Regions from separate parts of the Homo sapiens genome. Here region 1 is linked to region 2. Evidence: chromatin contacts called from ENCODE Hi-C data. All regions are on one chromosome and are shown on one strand. The core of a region is the stretch at or near the end of the contact, and the rest is flanking DNA. Distances in the headings are between cores, read along the strand shown. Region 1 overlaps SLC22A3 (solute carrier family 22 member 3). Region 2 overlaps SLC22A1 (solute carrier family 22 member 1).

Evidence for each region. A loop is a pair of places that touch in the nucleus more often than their neighbours do. Pooled maps may share reads with other maps.
Region 1: a loop to region 2 is called in a map of mammary epithelial cell, with 17 times the contacts of the local background. The contact joins two enhancer-like sites. A Hi-C loop is called at or near these places in 3 of 168 maps with a recorded cell type or tissue (lower leg skin, mammary epithelial cell and sigmoid colon) and 5 of 50 pooled maps.

Annotation. Positions count from the first base shown.
Region 1 is chr6:160,377,845-160,382,310 of GRCh38, reverse strand. The region is part of intron 1 of SLC22A3 (solute carrier family 22 member 3); the gene reads right to left. All of the region lies in intron 2 of LOC124901453 (a long non-coding RNA gene), which reads left to right. Among named protein-coding and RNA genes, the nearest start is that of SLC22A3, 32 kb to the right of the region's middle. Within about 2 kb of position 2,655, at least 2 of the 41 ENCODE cell types and tissues checked have a DNase peak (open chromatin) inside an H3K27ac peak, as active enhancers do.
Region 2 is chr6:160,138,276-160,142,783 of GRCh38, reverse strand. It overlaps SLC22A1 (solute carrier family 22 member 1), which reads right to left. Exons shown (of 11, transcript NM_003057.3): 7 at 2,917-3,131. Among named protein-coding and RNA genes, the nearest start is that of SLC22A1, 19 kb to the right of the region's middle. Within about 2 kb of position 3,108, at least 7 of the 41 ENCODE cell types and tissues checked have a DNase peak (open chromatin) inside an H3K27ac peak, as active enhancers do.

The DNA.
Region 1 (4,466 bases), core at 1,406-3,905, 240 kb before region 2:
TTCTCCCATTTCTAGGGAAACTTGCCCTCCTAATTTCCAGCTGGTGTGCCAGTTTTAGGCTCTGTTCTCTTACATCTTTAGCCAGCAGGGCCTCAGCTTCCTATCACCCAACGTGCACATGGATTCAGGAAATGTACTCAGTTAATAAGTGAATAAATGGATCTGCATTTTTATTTCTTTTTCTAAGACAAGTCATACTGGATGAAATTGGGAATCAGCATGCTTTGGCTCTTGTAATATAATACAATACCTACAAGATAATATTGCCTGCTTTCACATTTAAAAATTATAGGAAATGTGCTTTCAGACTACAAAATAATTCTAAAATAAATGATTTATTTTATTAAGAAGACTAAATAATTCCTACCATTATACATATGTCCTTTAGAATTTTTAACTTAAAAAATTTTCTCCATTCCACTGGACTCACTAGAAATATAACTAAATGAAGTGTTATTGTCACCACATGTGATGCTGGAATCTCAGAGGTAGGACAGTTATAGTAGTCTCTTTGATCCCAACCCCAACACATCACCCTAAGTAGGTTTTCAGTTCCACTTTCCATTGGTAGAAAAATCATGGCTGAAAATAGACATCATAATAATCTCTTTGCTAATAAAAGGCCTCTATTATTCCTCTTCATAGTTGTAAAATAAATCATTTATGAAAATAAAATCAACGAGTTTACATTCCACTTCTTTCTTAGGCCTAATTAAGTGTGTGTCTCAATTTATGTGTTAAACCTTGAAGATATTGTAGTATAACTTTTAACTATTAGTGTTTAAACAATATATTCATATACTTTCCCTTTAGAACAGTGTTAATTAGAGTTGTGCACAGTGTCCAACTCACACTTTTCCCAGTATTCTCAGTTCCAGAGACAACAGTCAGCCTTGAATACTGGAGAGGAGTCAGCTTCTGTTTTACCTTACTCCATGATATCAGCCATAACTCCTATTTGAAGTTCAAGTTTCAGAATGCATGCTTCCAAAAATGTGTCTGCTGATATGCTTTTGAAAAGTGTTACATCAATGTACAGATAAAAGACCTTCAGGCACTGTCTTTATAAGATACTACTAAAGTAATAATCCACCATAGAATAAGAACAGCTCCTACATGTGGTATTAGGAAGGAATGCCTCTTTTTGTTTTTTTGCCTTGGAAATGAGATTATCCCTGCTTTGATTAAAACCTTCAGTAGCTCCCCACTTTTACAGAATAAAGTTTGGGCTTTTTGTATTTATTCCAAGGCCTTTCTCATTGTGTCCTGGCACATTTTTCAAATCCTGTCACCTTCTCGGCTGCACTGGCATATTCACCAATATTTGAATTATGTTTACCTTTCTGAGCTTCCAGCTGTTCTCTATCAGAGCCTTAGCAGATATCTGGTTCAGTTCGCTCTAGAAGCTGAACACCTCAATTGTGACCACATATCTTGAATTTTCTAGAAAAGTCCCAATGCCGTTGTATTTTTAATCTCTAAAATGAACTTGGCACTTCTCAGTCTATGTGTCCCTGTTTTTTGGTTCAGAAACTATGATTTACTACGTTATCATTCTATGTCATCAGATTAAAAAGCTGATTAAAAAACAAATAATTTTAAAAAGATTATTGCACATAACTTAATTTTTTGAAAATTTAAATAGCATAGTGACTCTATAGAAATTAGAAGAAAACAACAGAAATCATTATCATCACTTGCATTTCCACACTGATATGCATATTTTTCTAGACCTTTGTCTATGTATTTATGCCTATGTATATGTTTTATAAAGATAAAGTTATGTTCTCTTAGTATTTTAGTTGAGTGGCATATGATTTGTGAGTCTGTGAATCTTTTATATCATCATCATAAAAGGTTGCATTTAGTACATTGTATATATGATCATAATTCTCAAACCAATCTTTTATTTTGGAAAAGAGATTACATGCCTTTACTTTTCATTATTGTTACAGAAACACATTGAAAACCTGTTTTCAAAAAAGGGATACTAAACCTATAAGAATTTTAAACTATAGTCAAGTCATAGGAAGAAAAATAAATGCACTGGGTATAAAAATTAAATTATAATTTCAGTTTATTATTCCAGTTGTTTTATAAACCTCACATTCCAACTTATTCTAAAACAAGTTTTTAAAATATTATGTAACATAATTTGGTAATTTCTGTAGATTACAGATTCTTTTGTGAAATGTCTAACAGACCTTCTAAAATAAATACACTTGAGTATATTCTATAAATATCCATTATTTTCTCCACAAAGTTTTTAGCCTCATTATGTGAAAAATATGACACAGGATCTGTCTAGATAAGCCTCAGTTTAATTATAGTGATTACAACTTCTTCATATAATTGATTTTGTATACCTTATATGACAATAATCCTCTGAAATAATTAGGAGTTTTAAGGACTTTAGAAGAGTGTGATAAAGACATAAAAATGACTCAACACTTTTGAAAGAAGCCTGTCCAGATTCAATGATGGGAGAAATAAAATCTGGTGACATAGTCAGCATATATATTTCAGATGTATTGATCTTCATGTGACTTGTGAGCACAGGTAAGAAATGAAATACAAATCAGAAAAACATGGCAAGAACAGAGCATGAGTCATAGCTCCTTGCTTTCTGATGACTCTAACTGCAATAATCCATGGTGACTGGTTTGTATTTGGAATTACACAACAATTAGCCAAAAATGGGCCAAGTGTTTAATAATGGTAAGTACTAAAAAGCAAAACTAAACACACAGGATAATAATAATGCAGATTTTCACTGACTTTTATGGTTCTTTGATTTGGAAAAAGGAAGGTACTAAATTAACCCATCAGGAAGAAAGAGACTTTGGGACTTCACTGTTGCAAAAAGTAGTTCTATCACATTTAGTTGGCATTTTGAAAAGAGTGTCAGAGGATATTCTTTTGCTACTAGAAATTTTCCTCAAATACAGAGAAAGTGATATTGGGCAGCTTTGTGCATTCTAAGACCCCATGTAAGGAGCAGGAGCAGTGCCACAGCCATCATGATGTAGACAGGGTATCAAGGGAGAGCAAAACAGATAGAGGAAAAGCATTAAAAAGTACATTTTTTAAAAACCTCAGAATGAGTTTCACTATCCCTTTCAAGGAAAGGAAAAATAGGGACAACTCTCCCTCCTTGCCTTGATGTGAGGGCATGATGCTGAGTTCTGTGTAATTGTTGGGGCTGCTTCCAGGACTTCTAGACTCCAATCTCTTTTGGCAATCTGCCGCCATAAAATGTCAAGGATTGCCTGATCTACAGACGGTCCCCAACTTAGGATGGTTCAACTTGGCGATTTTCGACTTAATAATGGTGTGAAAGTGATATGCACTTAGTAGAAATGTACTTTGTTTTTTAATTTTGATCTTTTTCCAGGCTAGTCATATATGCTGGGAAGTGGCAGTGAGCCACAACTCCCAGTCAGTGATGCGATCACAAGGGGAAACAACTGATACTATATCCAATAAATTACATGAGCTATTTAACCCTTTATTACAAAATAGGCTTTGTGTTAGATAATTTTGCCCGACTGCAGGCTAGTGTAAGCATTCTGAGCAATTTAAAGTAGGCTGGGCTAAGCTATGATGTCTGGTAGATTAGGTATATTAAATGCATTTTTCAACTTATGATATTTTCAATTTAACAATGGGTGTATCTGGATGTGATCCCATCCTAAGTCGAGGAGCCTCTATATATTACTGTCCACCAGACATTCCACGAAAAGAAATTCTAAGGTGGAGGATAAGGGCCACCATATCTGATTAGATTTTAATTTCCGTCTTTCAACATTATGGTAGCCCTTTTTCTCCACTTGGAAAGCACAGTTGCCAAAGATTTTCAAAATCTCGTCAGAACATGCAGTAACACGTGTACCTTTTAAAGCTTGCCAAAGCCTACATTTTCTAATAAGAACACCCTCTTATGACATAGACAGCTGACCTGATGAAACACCAGCACCAGTGCCATATGAAAATCCACCTTTCCAGAATATGAAAACTAGCCTACAGAATTTAAATATTTAGTATTTTCCCAGTTTAATGTGTATCTTTTTTAAACTTCTAAATATCATTGACTTTTATACAAATATTAGAAAGCTATATTCTAATTCTACTACCATATTTTTGAGCTCAACATATTATTCTAGAATCTTCACAGCCTCAGTTTTGTTCACACATAAAATTAGGGAACACAAATCAAACAATCTTGAAGGCTGGGGCTTTCTTGTTCTGATATTTTCTGATTCTGTGAATGTTGAAGGAGTGTTAAATACAAACACCAGGTTACTCATATCACTGAGAGGATTACCATTAGATTAGGAGAAAAACATACAATGAAAAGGTTTACAGGAGGAACATAACACTAAATAAACCAATTTCACAAAGCAAAAGCTACTGTTAGAATGAGTGAACAAATTTCCACAGGTTAAAAATAGTGAACTGATTCAAAG
Region 2 (4,508 bases), core at 1,859-4,358:
ATAAAGGCCTCTGGGGTCACAGACACGATGTCAGCTTGACCCTTGTCCCCAGATACTGGCTATTTATGGAAATCTTGTATCATCTCACTCAGCCAGTGTGAGGGTCCAAATGAGAGTGCCCCTCACCCGTCTCATGGGTGCAACACAGTCTCTCTGCCTCCTGGAGCTCTCAGCCCTGATAGAGAAGCCAAGCTGAGCCTTCTGTTAAGGACCACACCTCATCTAGCTTCTAAAAGATAAAAGGCAAGGAGTTCACTCCAATGCCTCGAGGGAGGTCCTCATTCACAGGTCTTTAGCCTGGTGATGCTTGACCAGAGGTAAACAGCATCCCTGGCCTCAGAGAACTGAACATGCCTCCACTCTGCACCCCCAGGGCCGCTCATCACAGCAGCCAGAGGGACCCAGTTCAGACTGGAGTTGGGTCAAGTCCACCCCTGCTCAAAGCCACCAGTGGTTTCCTACCACTCTTGGGATAAAGTCCACAGCTGGCTACTTCCCAACTCACTCCACGCCTCACTCCACTGCTCCCCACGAGCTCGCCTGACCCTTGTCCCTAGATCCCGAGCAGTCCCTCCAATGCCACATTCTTCTCACCCCAAGGGCCTTGCACGTGTCAGAAAACTCTCCCCAGATTTTTACATGGCTCTTCCCACTTCATTTAGGCCTCTTCAGGCCTCCCGTGCCCATTGTAGAAAGCACTGACATCCTTCTCTTTTCCCTCTGGAATGTCAGCTCCATGGAGCAGGAACTCTCTCTGCTTCGCTCATGGTTGAAATCCTAGGACCTAGATACCTGCCAGCCATATAGAAGGCCTGGAGATATTTCCTGCGGGTTGAATGAATGACTGTCCTAAAATGTGATAAGGACTAAGACAGAGGGACGAGGGGAGGACAGGAGCTGGGAGGAGGGGGCTGGGGAGGGGACGATGCCTGGGCTCTGTCCAGGTGACAACTGAATGGACTTAGCCCTCGATGGCCCTCCTTCTTGGCACTCAGTGCTGTGAACTTTTTAAAAGTATGCCCATCCATCACATCTTACCCAGGATTCCAGAAACAGAGAGATTGGGAAGAAAGTGAGCAAAATCTATTTCAGATCCATGCTGCCCCTTTTCCTGTGTTCTCTGTTCTTTCTCCATGAAAAAAAGGGAAAAGAAAACTGAGCTTTCTTTCCCCAACCCTTTTTCTTTCCAGCCTGATCTACACAGCCTAGTTCTTGGGCATACAGATTTCACAGAACAGTCTCTACAATACCCTGCACGAAAGCCTGCCAAAATGACTCACTAAATCAGCAAGTGCAGAGCACACGCAGTAAAAACTGAGAAAAGAGCAGATCTGCCCTTGTATTTATTTTACAACATATCCAAGAGCAATGAATGTGAAAGGCAATTTACGTACTCAAATTAAAACTGACTGAAGTTAATCTGCTTTAGGTTTAAATGTAGCTTGGTTTATCTTTGATTGTAAGAATTACAGACTAAAGTATACATCCACCAAAATGGCCACTCTTAAAAAGATGAGCCAGATCAAGTGTTGGGAGGATCTGGAGTAATCGGAGCTCCCATGTGTTCCTGGGAGGAGTATAAAATGGTCTAACCACTTTGGAAAGCTGTTTGGCAGTGTCTGCTAGAGCTAAACATATGCCTCCCTGGGACCCAGCAAGTGTACTCACAGACCTGTACCCAAGGGAAATGAAAGCATGTGCCTGCCCAAAGATACGTGCAAGGATGATTTTAGTCCCAATAAGTGGCAAACATTGGAAGCAACACAAGTGACAATCAACAGTGGAAGGGATGCAGAGTGTCATATTCATACAGTGGAATCCTACACAATAATTTTGTTTGAAGTACCAACTACACTCTCATGTGACAACATGGGTGGGTCTCATAGGTGCAATGATGAATGGCTCATGCCTATAATCCCAACACTTTGAAAGGCTGAGGTGGGAGGATTGCTTGAGCCCAGGAGTTTGAGACCAGCTTGGGCAACATAGTAAGACCCCATCTCTACAAAAAATAAAAACATTAACCGGGCATAGTGGCTCACGCCTGTAGTCCCAGCTACTGAGGAGGCTGAGGCGGGAGGATCCCTTGAGCCCAAGAGTTCAAGGTTGCAGTGAGCTGTGATTGCACCACTGAACTCCAGCCTGAATAACAGAGCAAGATTCTGTCTCAAAACACAACAACAATAACAAAAACAGTATATTTGGTATGGTGCCATCTATATGAAGCTCAAGAACAGGCACAATCTGTGCTGACAAAGGGCAGAGTAGTGGTGACCTTGGAGGGGTGGCAGGGGTTGTTGTGAAGGAGCCTGAGGGAGGCTTTGGAGAAGTTGGAAAGGTTCCCCATCTTTACGTGGATCATGCTGCCCGGGTGTACACATTTTTAAAAACTCATGGAGTCATGCACTTATAGTTTGCTGATTGTATGTATGTTAAAACTCAATTTAATTTTTTTTTTTTTTGCTGTTTTTGGGGGTTTTTTTGTTTGTTTGTTTGTTTGTTTTTTGGGAGATGGAGTTGTACTCTGTCTCCCAAGCTGGAGTGTGCGATCTCGGCTCACTGCAACCTCCGCCTCCTGGGTTCAAGCAGCCTCCCAAGTAGCTGGGATTACAGGCGCCCGCCACCAAGCCCGGCTAATTTTGTATTTTTAGTAGAGATGGGGTTTCACCATGTTGGCCAGGCTGGTCTTGAACTCCTGACCTCAGGTGATCCACCTGCCTTGGCTTCTCAAAGTACTGTGATTACAGGCATGAGCCACTGTGCACGGCCCCTCAATTTAAAATCTAAAAAAACTTTGTAGACAAAGGTAGCACCTCATCTTTGTTCTCATTCCAGAGGCTTATCAAAGAGTCACAACACTTTCCCCACACTTCGATTGCCTGGGAAATGATGAAAGCAGACAACTTACCAACTTACCAGGTGAGATAAAAATCATGACGAGGCAGGCTGCCCCCGCCAACAAATTTGACATGGCCATGGGGTAGATGCGGCCCACGCGGTCAATGGTGATGAGGGCTATGAAGGCCCCCGGGATTTCGACCAGAGCGGAGTAAAGGAAATCCAGGTAGAGGTTCCCGCTGGTGGCGCCCATGTGCAGGATGAGCCCCTGATAGAGCACAGAGTCCGTGAACCTGAGCCAAGAGGAGGTTTCAAGTCAAAGGCATGAGTCAGAGACTGAAGAAAAAAAAAAAAAAAAAAAGCCCCTCGCAGATGGAGAAAGAGCATGAATCACTGGGTTTAGAATGCCCTAGAGCAATATGAGAAGAGGGGAGTAAAAATGAGAAAGAGTGTCCTAGAAGGGCCCCAATGATACATTTTTTTCATGATAGATGTGAGAGTCTGACTTGTAGGATATGCCTCCAAGTCTCCTGGAGACTGCACGTGAGGATGGCTACTGTTCACTGCAGATTTAAATGTCTGGTTCTGCACCAAGCCCTGCACGTGCGTACCTCATCTGACACCCCAACAGGCCTACGAGGAGGTGGGCAGGAGAGACCAGGAAGTAAGGGGCCAGGTGTCGGATTGCTTTATGAGCTGTGTCACCTTGAGGAAGTTAACTAACCTCTCTGGGCCTCAGTTCCCTCGTCTGTAAATGGGATTGTAATAGTACCTCCCACATCTGTTTGTCTTGAGTACTCACTGAATTAGCGTACAAAAGTGCCAATTATAGTTCCCAGCACACAGTATGCACTCAGGGCACTCAGAAGACTCAGGGCACAACAGACAGAGGCATGGGCCAGGTCTTTCCAACCGCACCATGGCATTCCCGGCCCTTTACTGTGCTGTCCTTAGTGGGCGCTATTGATTCACCTACGCTCTTCCATTCACTGCACACCCCCTCCGTCCATATTTGAGAAAATGTAGCAACATTACAGCATATGGCACACAGACCCGAGGCCTAGCTAAATCACTCTCACCTGAGCCAAAATGTAGGGTGCCTCATGTGTCACTTCGGGGGGAAAATATCATTTGGAAGCTAGAAAGCTTTTACAGTCATATTTACATTGTGAGAACAGATTTGGGTCAATAAGAAATTACTGTCTCATCCCAGCATGCAGATTGCCTATCAGCTCCAAAACTGAGATGAAAATGCATGTTGCTAAGGAATGTATCCTTCTTTGATAAAATTTCGCCTAAAGAAGCATTGGGATGCTTTTGTTTCTAGTCCTAAATTATTCCTGATTGGACAAAGGGTCAAGAGAACAAGAAACAAGGTGCTTGCCTGCAACTCAAGGAGTTGAGGTTAGCCTGAGTGCCTCTGTACCATTTAGCCAGTTAAAGACAGCAGTCATATTACTGATAAAGAAACTGGTTTAAGAGAAAGGAACGTGTAACCTTGATTTTCCTGTCAACAAGCCAGTTAACAAATGTGCCGGGCTGCCACCTGTGGGCAGAGCTCATGAATTGCATGTGTGTATTAAAATAACAAAAAAAACCACATTGACATTGAACATTTCCTGCATGGATGCTGTACCCTCTTCTATGTCATTTACACATATAATCTCCTT